Regions from separate parts of the Homo sapiens genome. Here region 2 is linked to region 1. Evidence: read pairs that join two places in POLR2A ChIA-PET (ENCODE). Cell type or tissue: PC-9. All regions are shown on one strand. Each heading gives the region's core, and the rest is flanking DNA. Links, peaks and the distances in the headings are about the cores only.

Region 1 (5,802 bases), core at 583-5,582:
GAACTCCTGGGCTCAAGTGATCCACCCGCCTTGGCCTCCCAAAGCGCTGAGATTACAGGCATGAGCCACTGCACCCAGACAACAAATGTTTCTTTAACAGGACACACACACACAAAAATAAATCACTAACCATAAAAGAATATTGATAAATTGGACTTCACTAAAACTTAGAACTTCTGTTTGGTGAAAGACAACATTGAGAGAGTGAAAAAGCAAGCCAAAGACTGGGAGAAAATGTTTGCAATACATACATTTGAAAAAGGGCTCATATCCAGAGTATATAAAGAATTCCATCAATAATAGACTGATGACAATAATAGACTGGAAATCAATAATACACTGATGACAATAATGACAAAAAAAGCAACAGACTTGGGCAGGCACTTTAGGAAAGAGAATATCCAATAGCCAATAGGCATGCATAAGGGTGCCCAACAACATTAGTTATCAGAGAATAATGAGATTTCACATTCCCACCAAAATAGCTAACATTTAAAGGTCTGAAGGCTGGGCGAAGCGGCTCAAGCCTGTAATCCCAGCACTTTGGGAGGCCGAGGCGGGTGGATCGCTTGAGGCCAGGAGTTCGAGGCCAGCCTGGCCAACATGGTGAAACCCCATCTCTACTAAAAATGCAAAAATTAGCAGAGCACGGTGGTGGCGCCTGTAATACCAGCTTCTTGGGAGTCTGAGGCAGGAGAATTGCTTGAACCCAGGAGGCAGAGGTTGCAGTGAGCCAAGATCACGCCACTGTACTCCAGCCTGGGTGACAGACTGAGACTTGGTCTCGAAAATAAATGTAAATAAATAAATGTGAAAATTCCAAGGGTTGACAGAGATGGGAGCAACTGAGATTCTCATTTATTGCTAGTGAGAGTGTAAATTGGTACCAGCACTTTGGAAAACTATTTTACGGTATCTTCTAAAACTAAACTTACATATACCCTTTGATCCAGAAGAATTTGTACACAAGAAAATCTGGGCCAGGCATGGTGGCTCATGCCTGTAATCCCAGCACTTTGGGAGGTCGAGGCAGGCGGATCACCTGAGGTCAGGAGTTTGAGACCAGCCTGGCCAACATGGTGAAACCCCATCTCAAAAAAAAGAAAAAAAATTAGCTGGGCGTGGCAGTGCACACCTGTAATCCCAGCTACTTGGAAGACTGAAGCAGGAGAATCACTTAAATCTGAGAGGCGGAGGTTGCAGTGAGCCAAGATCATGCCATTGCACTCCAGCCTGGGCAACAAGAGTGAAACTCCGTCTCAAAAAAAAAGAAAATCTGGTGTTTATATCCACTAAAAATATGTACAAGAGTGTTAATAATGGCTTTAGTCATAATAACTCAAAATGAGAAAAAACCCAAATGTCTATCACGATTAGATGAGCAAATAAATCGTGTTATAGTCTTATAAGGAATATTACACAGCAATGAAAAAGAAAAGCTACTTTTCCTGGCAATAATGTGGATGGATCTCACCACAATGATGAGTATTAATGAAGCTAGACTCCAAAAAGTACATAGTGAATTATTTCACTGATATAAAGTTTAAAATCTGGAAAAACTAATATATGGTGAGAGAGGTTAGAATGTGATTACCCTTGCAGGAGGGGGGTTATCAACTTGAAGGGCCAAAAAGGAATGACTGGGTGCTAGAAATGTGTTACATCTTGATGTGGGTAGTTTTGATATGTACTTACACATATAAAAGTTCATCAAGCTGTTGATTTAAATTTTGTGCACACAGCTGTGAGTTGTATCTTGGTAAAAAAGCAGAAAAAGAGTAATGACTACCTCTCACTCAACTGTTCTGACTATTAACTAAGATGTACTTTGATAAAAGCAAAATATGACTTGCCCATTGTGGAAACATTACCATAGCAAGTGAATTTGTAGATTTCCTCACTCATCTCAGCTAAACCCAACTCTTAGCTAAATATCAGAAAAGCCTGGGAGGCAGGGGTTGCAGTGAGCCATGACTGCACCACTGCACCCCAGCCTGGGTGACAGAGCAAGACCCTGCCTAAAAAAAAAAAAAAAAAAAAAAAAAAGTGAAAAAGGAAGATAGACCTAAAACAGCCAACTGAAATGCAATATGGAATGTGCTATGGAGGTGTGCCCAGGGTGTGAGGCAAGCATAAGGAAAGCATGTTTTCCTCTGCCCTGCAGAGTTAGGAGTGGCTGCCCAGAGGCGGTGGGTGGGAGCTGCCATTGAAAGAAAAAGCCAAGGCCTGCCTGGTGTATGCAGAAAGGAACAGGGAAGGTGGGTATTATGGACCCAGCAGTAGCATGGTTAAGGGAACACAAAACACACGTGTGGCTTATGGGTCTGGTAAAGATGGAGCAGGTTTGGAGAATGGGGTGATGGAACATGAGTTTAATTTTCAGGTGTTTAGTGGTGGTTTCACTTTATTTTTATCTTTTATAAAATTGTGAGAGGTAGCACAAGTATTAAAAGGTACTTAAATATAAATATACGGTGTAATGAAAAATAACGTAAACTCCCATATAATCCACCAGTAGATCAGAATGTAGAGCGCTATGTAGAAGAAGGTTGTTCTCTGCTATTATAAAACTGAATAGGAATCACACAGGAAAATGGTTAAGTTATTGTCTAGACTTCTTTGTTTGTTTGTTTGTTTTAAGACAGAGTCTCGCTCTGTCACCCAGACTGGTGTGCAGTGGCATGATCTCGGCTCACTGCAATCTCTGCCTCCCAGGTTCAAGTGATTCTCCTGTCTCAGCCTCATGAGTAACTGGGACTACAGGTGCCTGCCACCACCCCCAGCTATTCTTTTTTTTTTTTTTGTATTTTTAGTAGAGACAGGGTTTCGCCATATTGGCCAGGCTGGTCTTGAACTCCTGACCTCAAGTAATCCACCCGTCTCAGCCTCCCAAAGTTCTGGCGTGAGCCACCACTCCCAGCCATAGACTTCTAAATACTTAAAGAATGAAATGTGTGATCTACAGTCCTCATGCTATACTGCCTTTGGGGTCTTTTTAAAAATTAGGCCGTTATATTTTATTTTTATGTAATATTATATTAGTTTATACATTTAAGACTGGTTTGTCTGCAAATAAAAAGGAGCTAGAGAGAACACCAGGTGTTGTTTTGATTTTTCAACTGGAAGGAAACTGTACTAAAGGTAGGAAGCCCACAGAAAAGGAGCAGCTGAAGAAAGATGAGGGATGTCTTCACAGACAGCAGGTCCCAGGTGACTTCTGAAAGAAGCTCTGGTGCCCTGAGCACACAGGGGAGTATTGGTCAAGGACAGGGCAAGAACACTCTTGCCCTCAGCAGAGGCAAATGTGGCCATTTACAGGAGTAGATGAAGTACATTGACACTGGAGACTTGTTGGCAAGGTTGGTGGAATCCCTAACTTGTGCTTCTGTTTTCTTAAAGAAGGAGGTTGTTGGTTTGTGGAGGCTGAGATAGTGGAACAGGGCCTTGAAAGAGATGACGAAGGTGTGGAATTCTCCCACCTTTTGGGGAACAGGAGAAGCTGTGGGCCAGAAATGAGGATTCCCAGGACACTGAGAGTCCAGCTGGGGTTGGAGATTACGAATCTGTAGCTGCTCTTTGTTGCTGAATTTTCTCCTGCAGCCCCCAACAGTCCAGTGTGGGAAGGAGGAAGATGGTTGGAATGAGTTTCCATGGACGGCCTGGAAGGGGTGGGTGCCAGGGCAGGGGTGCAAAGCAGATACGGTGAAAAGGCAAGTAGACAAGTCACTATGTCCAGGGTATTGTGACTGATACAGAAAGACCTCAGTTTCTGTCCCAGAGGGGTACACACACCAGATAGGGGAGATGAAATGCTACTACGAAAACATAACTTCAACACAAGTTCTCACACATTTAGTGAGGCATAGAGGAGGACCCAACAAGTGAAAATTGTTTAGAGGAAAGAGGCCACAGTCCAGGAAGGCCCCCGGGCCCCTGCCACTGCTGTTGCTACTGCTCAGCAGCTTTGGGGGCCACCTTCCTGTGGTTAAGAACGGATGAGGTGAACTAGTAACTCTGAAAGGGAGGGCAGAGGGCAGATGATTAACTCCACTGCAGCCTCAGGAAGAACAGAGGATGGTCAAGGAGACAAGTACAGAGGATGGTGAAGGAGACAATCTGATCCAGCAGTGAGTCCCGCTCAGCCCTGAGCCCATGTGCAGAGCTCTGAGTCAGCTCAGCTTCCTCCAACCTGGACCTGCCAGTCGGAGGAAGGTGTGGGGCCTGAGCACCTGGGAGAAGGAGCACGGGAGGGTCTCAGAGCAAGTGGAATTTCCACCAGCCAACAAATAGATGTTAAGGTTTTCTCAGCTAGGGCTTGTGCTACCAGGCTTGGGGTGAAGGCATCAAAAGATGTACCTGCTGGGGACTAAGTGAACAGAGTCCAGTGAGATTCCAAAAGTACTGGGGCAATCCAGCTCTAGTCAGGGCAAAATCATAAGATAGATAAAGTATCCTATAGGGCCCACATCCCATTTCTTTCTTCCTCTCTATTTAGCTTCATACTGACCATATTAACTCTCTTCCTCAGGCAATGCAACTCCCTTACCTCTGTCAAAACTCACCTAGCCCAAGTCCCACTCTTTGCATCAGTTAACCAAATCATCTCATATGTGATATTGTTTCTCCATGATAACAAGTGCATCTCCCTTTCCTGTTTCCCATCCAAACCCCATGCAACCCTGGCTTTTCTGAGCTGTTTCCTCTGCTTCAATTGTCCTTCTACTTTGTACCTACCTCCTAAACTCTTATTTATTCTTCAAGGCCAGTTCCCCAGTGTTCCTACCTAGAAGGAATCTTCATCTTCTTAGCTCCTTTTTTATTCTAAATGTATCTTGCCTGTTAATGACACATAGCATTTCCATCTTCCCTTATAGTTGTAATTATACATACCCATTTTCCTCTGTCTGAAAGATTCTTAAGGGTAGAATAGACATCTGTTTCATCTTTGTTTCCCCCACAAAACCTTGCATAGTTCTTGGAGCATAATAAGGGCTGGGGAAAGAGTTTATGAATAAGACCTCAAAAGCACAGGCAACAGAAGCAAAATAAACAAATGGTATTACAGCAAACTAAAAAAAAATCATGTACAGTAAAGGAAACAATTCACAGAGTGAAAAGGCAACCAATAGAATAGGAAAAAAAATTGCAAACTATGAATCCTACAGGCAACTAATATGCAGAATAGACAAGAAATTCAAACGTCACAACAGCAAAATGAACAACCCAAGCAAGGGCTTCATGAATCCGTTTAAATTAATTAATTCAACAATGCATCTCACATAACTCCTAAAAATGACTCTATTGTCAGAATTTCATGCAGGATACCAGAGAAATCACAGAGCTGTAATTCCCTTGCCTTTGGCCTCTTGCCAAGCTCCACATTTCCACAATTTAATTTTCCATCTGCAGACCTTCAGAACCAAAAGCCAGTGGCCCCAAAGCAGCATGGAACTCTCATGCACTATTTGGTTCAACCACTTTGGAAAACAGTTTGACAGCATCTGCTAGAGTTACGTACACATACTCCATGGTTCTGCCCCTAGAGATATACCCAACAGACATGCATGCACAAAAGGCTCATCACAGCATTATTATAATAGCAAAAACAAAATTGAAAGCAACCCAAAGGTTCATCAATAATAGAAAAGGTGAATAAACTATGATATAGTCATGCGATAAAATACTATACAGCCATGAAAATGATCTGCTACAAATAATAACATACATAAATCTCATAAGATGTTGAGCAAAAGTAGTCAGACACAAGAGTGCATACCGTTTGATTCCATATATACGGACAAA
Region 2 (6,006 bases), core at 553-5,552, 130 kb after region 1:
CTGGTCTCGAACTCCTGACCTTGTGATTTGCCTGTCTCGGCCTCCCAAAGTGCTGGAATTGCAGGGTGAGCCACCACGCCTGGCTGGGATCATCTTTTTTTCTACAGAGAGAAAATCAATTGTATCTCTACCAGGCAAACAATTTGCATTTGTATTAATATGAACAGGGATCATTTGTATCACTGTCAGGCTTCTACATATTTAACTTTTCTTTCTAGAGTTGCAAAACAGTACAAGACAAGGAAGGATACTGACCTGTAGAGAATCAGAAAACCCCCAGAAGCATCCTGTCCTCTAGTCTAGACAAATCCTAGTAATCCACTGGAAGGATGCCTGTATTTGTCCATTTCAGAAACTGTCACAATTTTTCCTTAACTAACAGCAGGAATTTTGATAGCCAAAAGTCATATTGTTTATTATCACTGTGGGAGCCAAGGCCTTTGGCTCCCTGAAGTTTGCTGAAAATCACTGACGCAAGGCAGATTAATAGGAAAAAAGGCATACAAACTTATTTAATATGTATACATAGAAGCCTTCAGAATGAAGACCCAACCTCCCAGTGAGGTGCAAAAGCTTATACGCCATCATGAGGTTACAGAAAGAATGAGTTTGGATCCTGCGGGAGAAAAGGAATTCTGTTGATGGGCAATAAATGATTACTAAAGAGAATGATTTGATCAGGAAACAAATTAACTTGTAAATAGTTTTCTTTGGAATTTAGATGACCATGAGAAGCAGGCATTAACTCATGAAAAGGTCTGTTCAGGTGTGGTTACATTTTTGGTCTTACAGGAGGAAAAGAAACCTACTGTTCTCCTTGGAGGGTCTGGATCTTAGGCAAATAAAGGAACTTCAGCTTTTTGGGAGAGACCGTGTGGAGCGGGGAAGGTCAGAGAGATCTTCAGGTTGCTTCTTCGGTTCAGTACTATATTTGGGGGTATCGATTTATAAACCCCAACATTACCTAATGTATTGTTCCCGATGAGCCTCCCTCCAATCCCTTTTCCCCTGTATCCCAATGGCCGGAAACTTGTGGAAATTCTTCCCAAGGCCTCTAAAAGCAGCACTTGCTTTTGCCTGGTTGCTAATGCAAGTTGTGAATTGCGCACGTGAATCACTATCACTGTCCATCCACCACTCTCTTGCTCTAAGGCATTGAAACGGCACTGCAGAGAGACGCCAGGTAACAAAGACTCTCCTTAACCAAGCTCTAGCATGGCTTCTAGCAACTTAAGGCCTTGTCCCTAGGAGGACCTCAGCCCCCCGCTTAAAATGCCTGCCTGAAAAAGCTCATCGCTGTCAGAAAAATTTACTGTGCATCCCAGCCCAAACCTAGCAATAGACACAGGCCCCTGAACTTCATCTTAGTGCAATTACTTAGAAAGAAAGCTTGCAATTAAAACATCTTTCTCTGCCTCTTTGAGATGTAAATCTTCTACCCAGAGCTATTTTCACTGGGACCTGAGAGTTTCTTTGAAATGCAAACATTTGAGGAAATAAATCTTGCTCCAGCTCCCAACCAGGTGGGTGCCTTGCTCTAACTTGCACTACTAGCTCCTGTCGTAAAAATAGGTGCTTATTTCTCTTCTGGACAAGAGCCAATTCACAAATCCAGATTGTCTAGTCACATGGAGCAATTCTCCTTAATATCTTCATGCCTATCCCTTAGCACATCCCAGCCTTCAAAAGGCCTCCTGCATTTTTTTTTTTTTTAAGGAAGTTAAGTTCAGTTCACCTTGGGCCCTCTTCCCTACTGCAATAGTTACTACTTAAAAAAACCTATCCTAGGCCGGGTGCAGTGGCTCACGCCTGTAATCCCAACACTTTGGGAGGCCGAGGTGGGCAGATCACCTGGGGTCAAAAGTTCAAAACCAGCCTGACCAACATGGAGAAACGCTGTCTCCACTAAAAATACAAAAAAATTAGCCGGGCGTGGTGGTGCATGCCTGTAATCCCAGCTATTCAGGAGGCTGAGGCAGGAGAATCGCTTGAACCCCGGACACGGAGGTTGCGGTGAGCCAAGATCGCGCCATTACCCTCCAGCCTGGGCGACAAGAGTGAAACTCCATCTCAAATAAATAAATAAATACCTATCCTTACTTCTTGTCTAAACTATTGTCTGGCTTTGTTTAGCTTTGACACAGGCTTTATAAGCCCACAAGTAACTTTAAGGCAAAGCCTTATAAATTCATCCAAGGCACTGACATTGAAGAATGTCTAACATTTCTGTGATATGCTTCAATCTCACTTCCAGCCTGTTCCAAACCTTCTTTTTAGTTTTCTACTTCCAGAGACTTTTTCCTTTGGTTAATCACCTTGTAATTCTTAGGTCTGATTCTCGAGCTAGCACATTTCAGCCCCTACAAATAAATGCCTTCTCCCAAAATGTGCAGCTCTTTTGCCATGCTACATTCTATTTGTCTTTCTAGTACTATTTTAATAAGTATCATAGCTCAAGCATGATCAACCCTCAGCTTCTTTATATGGTTATAGGAGTCTCTGACAAGCCTGAGGACAAGCATGTTCTGCATATTTTTTCTTGTCAACTTTTTTTAATGTGCAAAACATTAACATGGATCCAGAAGTCAAAACTAGACAAAATGGTAAATAAACTCAGAGAAGTAATACTCCATCATGTATCTATTTTTATTTTTATTTTTTTGAGACAGAGTCTCGCTCTGTCGCCCAGGCTAGAGTGCAGTGGCGCGATCTGGGCTCACTGCAAGCTCCGCCTCTGGGGTTCACACCATTCTCCTGCCTCAGCCTCCCAAGTCGCTGGGACTACAGGTGCCCACCACCACGCCCGGCCAATTTTTTGTATTTTCAGTAGAGACTGGGTTTCACCGTGTTAGCCAGGATGGTCTCGATCTCCTGACCTCGTGATCCGCCCGCCTCAGTCTCCCAAAGTCCTGGGATTACAGGTGTGAGCCACCGCGCCCGGCCGATCATGTATCTATTTCATCTAGACCTTATCTACCTCTTGAAATAACCAATTTAGTTTATTTTCCTTCCTGTGTTTGTTTCTGCAAAAATAAGCAAATATAGTATGCTTTCTTATTTCCCCTCCTTTCGTATCAAAAAGGTGGCCTTTTTTTTTTTAATTTTCTCATAGAGACAGGGTCTCACTTTGTTGCCCAGGCTAGTCTCAAACTCTTGGCCCCAAGCAATCCTTCCACCTCAGCCTTCCAAAGTGCTTGGATTATAGGTGTGAGCCACCATGCCCAGCCATTTGTCTTTTATTTTCCTTTTTTTTTTTTTTTTTTTTTTTGAGACGGAGACTTGCTCTGTTGCCCAGGCTGGAGTGCAGTGGCGTGATCTCGGCTCACTGAAACCTCCGCCTCCTGGGTTCACGCGATTGTCCTGCCTCAGCCTCCTCAGTAGCTGGGATTACAGGCGCGTGCCACCACGCCCAGCTAATTTTTGTATTTTTGGTAGAAACGGGGTTTTACCATGTTGGTCAGGCTGGTCTTGAACTCCTAACCTCGTGATCCACCTGCCTCGGCCTCCCAAAGTGCTGAGATTACAGGCGTGAGCCGCCGCACCAGGCGCCATTGTTTTTTTTAAATTGGGCAGCTTCCAGAACCTGCCCAGGCTCAGATAGACTCCCTATCAAGCTTTTGAATTTTTGCCAATCAGATAGGTAAGGTTAACTATTTTTATCCCCTCTTACTTATCTCCAGCGAACCAGGCCTGTTACGTAGCATCACTGTTTAGAAGTTCCATGTCAGACTGGGCGTGGTGGCTCACGCCTGTAATCCTAGCACTTTGGAAGGCCGACGCGGGCGGATCACTTGAGGTCAGGAGTTCAAAACCAGCCTGGCCAACATGGTGAAACCCCGTCTCTACTAAAACTACAAAAAAATTTAGCCAGGTGTGGTGGCGGGCGCGTGTAATTCCAGCTACTCGAGAGGCTGAGGCAGAAGAATTGTTTGAACTCGGGAGGTGGAGGTTGCAGTGAGCCGAGATCGCGCCACAGCACTCCAGCCTGGGCGACAAGGGCGAGACTCCGTGTCAAAAAAAAAAAAAAAAAAAAGTTCCATGCCAGGAGAGTCTGGCTCCACCTAGTGGTAGCATATCTAGTTGCAGAAAAAGTACCTTTTCTTCGTAGCTGTGCCTTTGTACTTACTTTTACTTACCTACTAAATTTCCTGCTCCTTCCTCCCTAAATGGAAAAAAAACCTGCATTCTAATCCCTTTCCTATGGGTTGCAGCATGTGCCACACTCTTTGAGGGAGGCTTCCATGTGGTCCTTATTGGGCACTTCAACATCTTAAATCATGAGTTGGGCTCAAAGGTAGGAGGAGTGGTACTGAACTCTAGGGTCCACTTTCTCAACATACCAGAGACAAGGAAATGAGGCTGGTTTGTTGGTTTGTTTGTTTGCTTGCTTGCTTGTTTGTTTTTTGGCCCTTCAACCTGCTCTACTGTCCACACACTAAGAACAAAGTGTTGGTGGTGGCAACTTTGAAAAATTCAGGGCCGGCCTGAATGACTCATGCCTGTAATCCCAGCACTTTAGGAGGCCAAGGCAGGTGGATCACTTGAGGCCAGGAGTTCGAGACCAGCCTGGCCAACATGGTGAAACCCTGTGCTAAAAATACAAAAATTAGCTGGGCAGTAGTAGCACGTGCCTGTAATCCCAGCTACTCGGGAGGCTGAGGCAAGAGAATCGCTTGAGCCTGGGAGGCAGAGGTTGTGGTGAGCCGAGGTCTGGCCACTGCACTCCAGTCTGGGCAAGAGAGTGAGACCCTGTCTCAAAAAAAAAAAAAAAAAAGTTGTTCTAAAATGGGTATGGGTATCCCCACCAGTTACATGGCATCTCCCAACACTTCTCATTGGTTTCTCATTCACCCCTTTTTCTTCATTCCTCATTCTTTTGTGGCTGCTCCTAACCACTCTGCCTTCTGCATTCCTTTCTCCCTGGGGATGTTACAGACCACGACCAAAGTAATCTGCATTTTATAAGTCTGCGTTGAAAAACAAATGACGCGGCGGGTGTGGTGGCACACACCTGTAATCCCAGCACTTTGGGAAGCCGAGGCGGGTGGATCACGAGGTCAGGAGATCGAGACTATCCTGGCTAACACGGTGAAACCCCGTCTCTACTAAAAATACAAAAAATCAGCCGGGCATGGTGGCGGGCGCCTGTGGTCCCAGCTACTCGGGAGGCTGAGGCAGGAGAATGGCGTGAACCCAGAAGGCGGAGCTTGCAGTGAGCCCAGTTCGCACCACTGCACTCCAGCCTGGGTGACAGAGTGAGACTTTGTCTCAAAAAAAAAAAAAAAAGAAAGAAAGAAAAACAAATGAGGCTAGCTACTTTTTTTTTTTTTTTTTTTTGAGACGGAGTCAACACAGATTTTCAGGCTGGGCACAGTGGCTCACGCCTGTAATCCCAGCACTTTGGGAGGCTGAGGCGGGTGGATCACCTAAGGTCAGGAGTTCAAGACCAGCCTGACCACATGGAGAAACCCCATCTCTACTAAAAATACAAAACATTAGCCTGGCGTGGTGGCGGGCACCTGTAGTCCCAGCTACTCGGGAGGCTGAGGCAGGAGAATGGCGTGAATCCAGGAGGCGGAGCTTGCAGTGAGTCGAGATTCTGTCACTGCACTCCAGCCTGGGCGAGAGCCAGACTCCATTAAAAAAAAAAAAAAAAGATTTTCAATCTTGGTTAATTGCCAATTACCAACCCATCACCTGTTTTTGCACAGCCTCATATATAAACATCGTTTTTACTTTTTTTTTTTTTTGAACTGGAGTCTCACTCTGTCTCCCAGTGGCGCAATCTCAGTTCACTGCAACCTCCGCCTCTCAGGTTCAAGTGACTCTCCTATCTCAGCCTCCCAAGTAGCTAGGATTACAGTCACCTGTCACCACACCTGGCTAATTTTTTGTATTTTTAGTAGAGACAGGGAGACAGGGTTTCACCATGTTGGCCAGGCTGGTCTTGAACTCCTGACCTCAGGTGATTCACCTGCCTTGGCCTCCCAGAGTGCTAGGATTACA

Evidence for each region. Peaks named below come from ENCODE experiments on the same cell type or tissue, not always from the same donor. Only the 100,000 strongest peaks of a DNase experiment are listed, where the experiment ranks them.
Region 2: POLR2A ChIA-PET joins it to region 1 with 11 read pairs; 2 of 35 experiments call an interaction of 5 or more read pairs at or near these places.

Annotation. Positions count from the first base shown.
Region 1 is chr1:160,851,763-160,857,564 of GRCh38, forward strand. The region is part of intron 1 of CD244 (CD244 molecule); the gene reads right to left. Among named protein-coding and RNA genes, the nearest start is that of CD244, 8.2 kb to the right of the region's middle. RefSeq lists an enhancer at 3,626-3,675. In PC-9, for the core only: no CTCF peak of the experiment used is centred there; no DNase peak of the experiment used is centred there.
Region 2 is chr1:160,986,374-160,992,379 of GRCh38, forward strand. No RefSeq gene overlaps it. Among named protein-coding and RNA genes, the nearest start is that of F11R, 32 kb to the right of the region's middle. RefSeq lists a silencer at 1,026-1,320 and an enhancer at 4,768-5,606. In PC-9, for the core only: CTCF peaks have their summits at 4,063 (motif pointing left) and 4,265; DNase peaks (open chromatin) are centred at 3,678 and 4,088; H3K4me3 peaks cover 399 bases; H3K27ac peaks cover 688 bases.